Linked DNA regions of Homo sapiens: region 1 is linked to region 2. Evidence: read pairs that join two places in POLR2A ChIA-PET (ENCODE). Cell type or tissue: HepG2. All regions are shown on one strand. Links, peaks and the distances in the headings refer to the core of each region. The heading gives the core; the rest is flanking DNA.

Evidence for each region. Peaks named below come from ENCODE experiments on the same cell type or tissue, not always from the same donor. Only the 100,000 strongest peaks of a DNase experiment are listed, where the experiment ranks them.
Region 1: POLR2A ChIA-PET joins it to region 2 with 7 read pairs; 3 of 35 experiments call an interaction of 5 or more read pairs at or near these places.

Annotation. Positions count from the first base shown.
Region 1 is chr2:135,149,784-135,152,703 of GRCh38, forward strand. It overlaps RAB3GAP1 (RAB3 GTPase activating protein catalytic subunit 1), which reads left to right. Exons shown (of 24, transcript NM_012233.3): 18 at 586-723. Among named protein-coding and RNA genes, the nearest start is that of SNORA40B, 15 kb to the left of the region's middle. In HepG2, for the core only: no CTCF peak of the experiment used is centred there; a DNase peak (open chromatin) is centred at 1,128.
Region 2 is chr2:135,759,247-135,762,166 of GRCh38, forward strand. UBXN4 (UBX domain protein 4) reads left to right here. Exons shown (of 13, transcript NM_014607.4): 6 at 2,572-2,665. Among named protein-coding and RNA genes, the nearest start is that of UBXN4, 19 kb to the left of the region's middle. In HepG2, for the core only: no CTCF peak of the experiment used is centred there; no DNase peak of the experiment used is centred there.

The sequences.
Region 1 (2,920 bases), core at 157-2,656, 610 kb before region 2:
GCTGGGACTACAGGTGCCCACCACCATGCCTGGCTAATTTTGTTTTTGTATTTTTAGTAGAGACAGGGTTTCACCGTGTTAGCCAGGATGGTCTCGATCTCCTGACCTCATGATCCACCCGCCTTGGCTTCCCAAAGTGCTGGGATTACAGGCATGAGCCACCGTGCCTGGCCCTGTTAGAGCAATTATTTCTATATCAAACCATTTCTATTACTTATAATTAAAATTTTGTTGCAGCTAGTGATGACATATATAATAATATCATTAGGACTTCATTTCTTTATCACTAATAGGCAGGAAAATGTTGCTCAGTGGACCCAAATTCCTCTGTCTTTTACTATCAATCCTTGTCAAGGGAAACATGGTAATCTTATCTGTGAGGGGGAGGAGGCCTGAAAGTGGTATTTATTTTTCTTAATTCTTTTTTATGTAAGTTCTAAAAAACTTATGCATTTCTCTGAATTTTTAAAAATACTCATCTTGTGACTGCTATAGCTGAAATGACTGTTGTCTTTATTCTATTTTTATGGTACTTCTTTTTCTAAAAAGGGCTGTTTATGAGCCTTGTCCTTTTGTGCTTCACAGGAACCAGCACCTATGACAGAAGATCTGCTAGAAGAGCAGTCTGAAGTTTTAGCTAAATTAGGTACATCGGCAGAGGGGGCTCACCTTCGAGCACGCATGCAGAGTGCCTGTCTGCTCTCAGATATGGAGTCTTTTAAGGTGGGTCACACTTGCAGAGCTCTGGGGTCTATTTTGAGCTATTCTGGGATGAAACTGTGAAAATCACTCTGTAAAGTGGTATAAAGGCCTGAATGTCTTTTTGTTAAGTGTTTGGATTTCATTAGTAGTTCAACACTCTGCCACCATCCCCCCAGAGGACATAGTCAAACTTGTTTCTTAAGTTTTAAAAAAGCAAAGATCTAGTATTATTAATAGTTGAAAGTTGAGAATAGAATCATTTCTATATGTGAATTGGAGTGGTTTCTTTGTTTGTGTTCAGCCAATTTAATGGAAGACTTTTAGGAAACTTAGGATTTAACATGGGTCACTTCACTCAATGAACTTTTGAGTGCCTATTGTGTACCTTGCACTGTGACTAGATGAGTTAAGAAATACAGTGTTTACCCTCAGTTACAGTTGATTGAGGTTGTGGGAGGAGATATGTAAGGAACTGTCATGAGTTCTCTTATGGAGGCAGGGTCAAAAAGACTGACTCTGCTGAGTAGGTCATGAAAGGTTTCTCAGAAGAGTCACTATTTCAGATGAGTAGGCATTTGCTATCTGAAGAATATTTTAGGGTTAGATACAGGTCTGTATTTCGAACATACAGGATTCAGGGAATGGTGACATTTGGCTTATTAGCTTAAAAACTAGGAATGAAGAAAGGACTTTTATTTTTGAAAGCAAAGGCAAGTCCACGTATATGTTAAAACCCCAAGTGGGTAGCCCCATGGGCTACAGGGCTTCCTTTCCTACTGCTGATACTCTGAACTATCCCCAGGCGCAGACTTCCCTCTTTATTTAACCTGTGGTGGCCTCCACCTTGCCAATCCATATCCCCTACTCAGTCCTGCTTCTGTACTGTTTAGGCCAGTGTGAGTTTGATTTTTCTCTGAAACACCTGTGTATTATTTTTAAACATAAACACTCCACAAACACCTATGCCACTTTCATCCTTTTTTGCTAGCAGATTTAAGTGACAATAAAAGGGAGCCTTTTGTTTCCTGCTTATTTTACCCATCTTTTCTAAATGAAAAACATCTTTAGTGAACCTCTTAAGAGCTATATGTTTTCCTTGGAGACTAAAATGATACAGAAAATCTGCAAGTTCTATACTGCCATGTGACAAGAAACAGAGGAGTTGCTTTAAAACAAATAGTTGGTACAGTGGATAAAGAGAAGCCAGTTGGCTCTTGGGGCACATGTCAAACCAAAAGGTAGAGAAGGGAATTGGCTTAAGGTGTGTGTGCACAGCAGGAAATACCAGCCTCCGCAGCAGTAATTTTCCATCTGACCTCTAGCTGCCTTCAGAGTCATCTTTCCCTGTCCTGCTGCAGTGTCTTTGCAGAGGCATGCACGGGAGGACATTCCAAATAGGAACTACGGAAGTTTTTCCCCATGGAAACATACTACTCCTTCTTGGTAAAGTTCTATATAGTTCCTCTAACACTGCACTTCAGCAAAACTGTGATTCATTAGACTATTTTGGGCTAACCTGGGTACCTGCAAATCTTACATGACATTGTTTTAACCAGAAAATAGACAGTAATTTAAATAGTCAACTTACATATACACCCATATGTAGAAATCAGATAATACATTTAAGGAAATATGTAGTTATTCTAAAATAGATATGGTTGCCTTTACTTTTTGTATAGGGATGAGTTAGGGGCTCTTGAGAGTCCCCAGAGCATTGGAAGCATACTAATATGTGCCTGGGCACCTACACCTACACCTCAGAGTTCCAGAAGGAGAGGGTGGATTCTGGAGCATGCCCTTGTGGTACATACCTTTAACAGTAAAGAGAAGATAAGCTCAAGTGAACCTTGGCCTTCTCTTGGTAGCTATGTTCAGCCTAGTATAGTAAGGACAACCAGAAAGAAGAATTTTGGTATGAAATGCCTTTCTTCAATATAATCTATAGTGTATGAGTGAATATTATTTTCTTTTGAAGTTTATGCTCTTTACTCTGGGCCTCTGGTTTCCTAGGATGTTTTCATGTGGGTATGATGTTAACTGATTAAGATCTAGATCTTTGTACATGAATCCTGAGTCACCCAGTATCATGAAATAATCTTGACCCACTGCTTTTGCCATGGACCGTATCATAACCCTTTTACATTTGTGTTGTTGACAGTCAGTGAAGGATCTTCTAGGGGATATGCCCTTAGGGGTATATCCTAAGATGGTAGGGATG
Region 2 (2,920 bases), core at 240-2,739:
TCTTTTAAAATATCAATATCTAAAAGATAAGAAATTTTTAAAAATAACAACAATACTATTATCAAAGCCAGAAAGCTTAATAGTAATCCTTTTTGTCATCAATTATCTAGGCAATATTTATATTATACTTTTTTTCAGTTTGAGTTACAGTTCGATATATTGCTATTGGTTGATGTGTTTTTAAATTTAATATATAGATTTCTGCTCTCCCTGGTAGTTTTTCCTATAGTTTTCCACAGTCTGGATTTTACTGCATCCCCATGGAATTGTGTAAGATGTTCCTCTATCCCCTTTATTCCTCTAAATTGGTAAAGCTACAGACTTGATCAAGTCAGCTTCATTATTCTTTTTGACAAGACTACTTTGTAGATGATGATGTATATTTCTCTCAGGAGATACATTATGCCTGTTATTCCAGTTGGCTTTTTAAGCCTAAAGGCGGAACTTCTCAATACATTTTTATTATATTTGGATTTTTATCAGTTGTTTTAGCTTATTGAGGTGTTTTTTCAATCCAGAATTTTTTTTTTTTTTTTTTTTTTGAGACAGTCTCGCTCTGTCTCCCAGGCTGGAGTGCAGTGGCGCTATCTTGGCTCACTGCAGCCTCCACCTCCCAAATTCAAGTGATTCTTCTACCTCAGCCTTCCAAGTAGCCGGGATTATAGGCACCCGCAACCATGCCCAGCTGATTTTGTATTTTTAGTAGTGATGAGGTTTCACCATGTTGGCCAGACTGGTCTCAAACTCCTGACCTCAAATGATCCACCTGCCTCGGCCTCCCAAAGTGCTGGGACTACAGGTGTGAGCCACCATACCCGACCTAGAATTTTTCATTTAGGAATTAGCAGTTAAATATGAGTGTTAATAAGCTATTTCACACAATTTTGGGTCACCCATAAAGTTACACATGGGCCAGGTACAATGGCTCATGCCTGTGATCCCAGTACTTTAGGAGGCCAAGATCAGTTGAGCTCAGGAGTTCGAGACCAGCCTCGGCAGTGTGACAAAACCCAGTCTCCATACAAAATACAAAAATTAGCCAGGCATGGTAGCGTGCACTGGTGGCCCCAGCTACTAGGGAGGGTGAAGTAGGAAGATGGCTTGATCCCAGGAGGCGGAGGTTGCAGTGAGCCAAGATCATGCCACTGCTCTCCAGCCTGGGCAACAAAGCTAGACCATGTCTCAAAAAAAAAAAGTTACAAATTTATATTTTACATCTTCAAGTCATTTATGAAATACCAAAGGCAGAGAACTCTGTGACATACAATTGGAAATCTTCCTCTATATGACATCTTTCCATTTCTCTTTAATTATGAGTCATAGATTCACCTAACTGTACTCTTATTCAACACTTTTCCCCCAGCTTGTCCACAGGTTATCTTCATAAGATGTTAAATTTTTGCTGATAATAAGACATGTCCTCAGCATTTATTTTATTTGCTAAAGAAAGGTGGTTAATTTCCTATTGAGCCTCTACTGGCTGCTAGTGGTTACCACTTCTTATCCAAGAGTTGCATTCAGTGATACACTGGTAAACATTTATCAGAAGGATCTGTGGAAGCAAAGGCCCATATTTGTAGTATTTGCTAATTTCCCAGGTGTAAATACTCCCACTTTGTTGATTTCAAGCTACCTAGGTTATGCCCCTGAATGGGGAGGGAGAAGAGATATGCACCATCGTCTCTACTTAGTCATACTAATTATTTTTACTACTACTGTAGTAACGAAAATGCTTACCATGTGCCAGTCTCAGTTAAGTTCTAAGCATTTTACTTGTATTAACACGTATTTCTTATAACAACCGTGTGAGGTTACTATCCCCATTTTACTGATGAGATACAGAGGTATTAAGGAACTTACTGAAATGACTGTGTGGCTCCAGAGTCCTTGTTCGCCAAAGACTGTAAAGAAGAATCAGGTTGGTGGCAAGTTGTAAGGAAGGGAATGACAGAGGTCTTGTAGAATAGGCTAGGACAAAAGTCTATCTTTCAGGAAATCCTTCAAAGAAAACTAGCATAAAGAGGCTCTCTAAGGAACCACTCTGGTCAGCAGAAGCAGATTCCTTGGACCAGTGTAAGTCCAGAGCCATACCCAGGATCAAACCTGGCCTGTATTGCTCACTGCTCAATAGCCACAGCCACATTTTAATTAAAATTAATTACAACTAAAATTTGTCCCTCACTTGGCAGTAACCTCATTTTAGATGTTCAACAGCCGCTTGTCTAGTGGCTGCTGTGTTAGACAGTATAGATATTGGAGGGCACTGCTCTAGAGTGAAGGCTACCCATAGCCAGGCATGCCTCCTGCCAGATTGTTATTCATGTTTTACATCTGACCTTTACCTTGGTGATTTTAACTCGGTAACTGCTTTATTTCTATTTGTGAACAATTTTATCCACGTCTAAACTTTAGGATTAGTAATAGCATATTTAGCTCCTTCTCCATTTTTAGGGAAAATATATAATGCTTAAGATATAAAATTATTAACAGATGCTATAATCTGAAAGATTTATTCCTTTAAAAAGTTGCATTAAATGCAGTATTCTTATTTCTTTTTATTTAATAATTAAGGAGGAGAAAGTGCAGGCCATGCCACTTCCTCTCAGGAGCCTAGTGGATGCTCAGATCAGAGACCTGCAGAGGACCTCAACATCCGAGTGGAAAGGTTTGCTCTTCTTTTTGCAAATAGCATTTTGTTTAAAAAGACAGTGGTTTTCAGTTATTTCATTAATTTGAATTAAAGCTAAAGTTATACAAATGAAGTTTTAGAATTCTGAGTTGAAATTTTTGATCACCTAACTAATTTGTATCCATAAACATTACACTCTAAGTGTAAAGTTTTCATGTATGTCTGAAGTCACCAGTCAGCTTTTGGTCTGATCATTCTAAGAATCCCCTTTTTAATGGTATTTTGGTACAT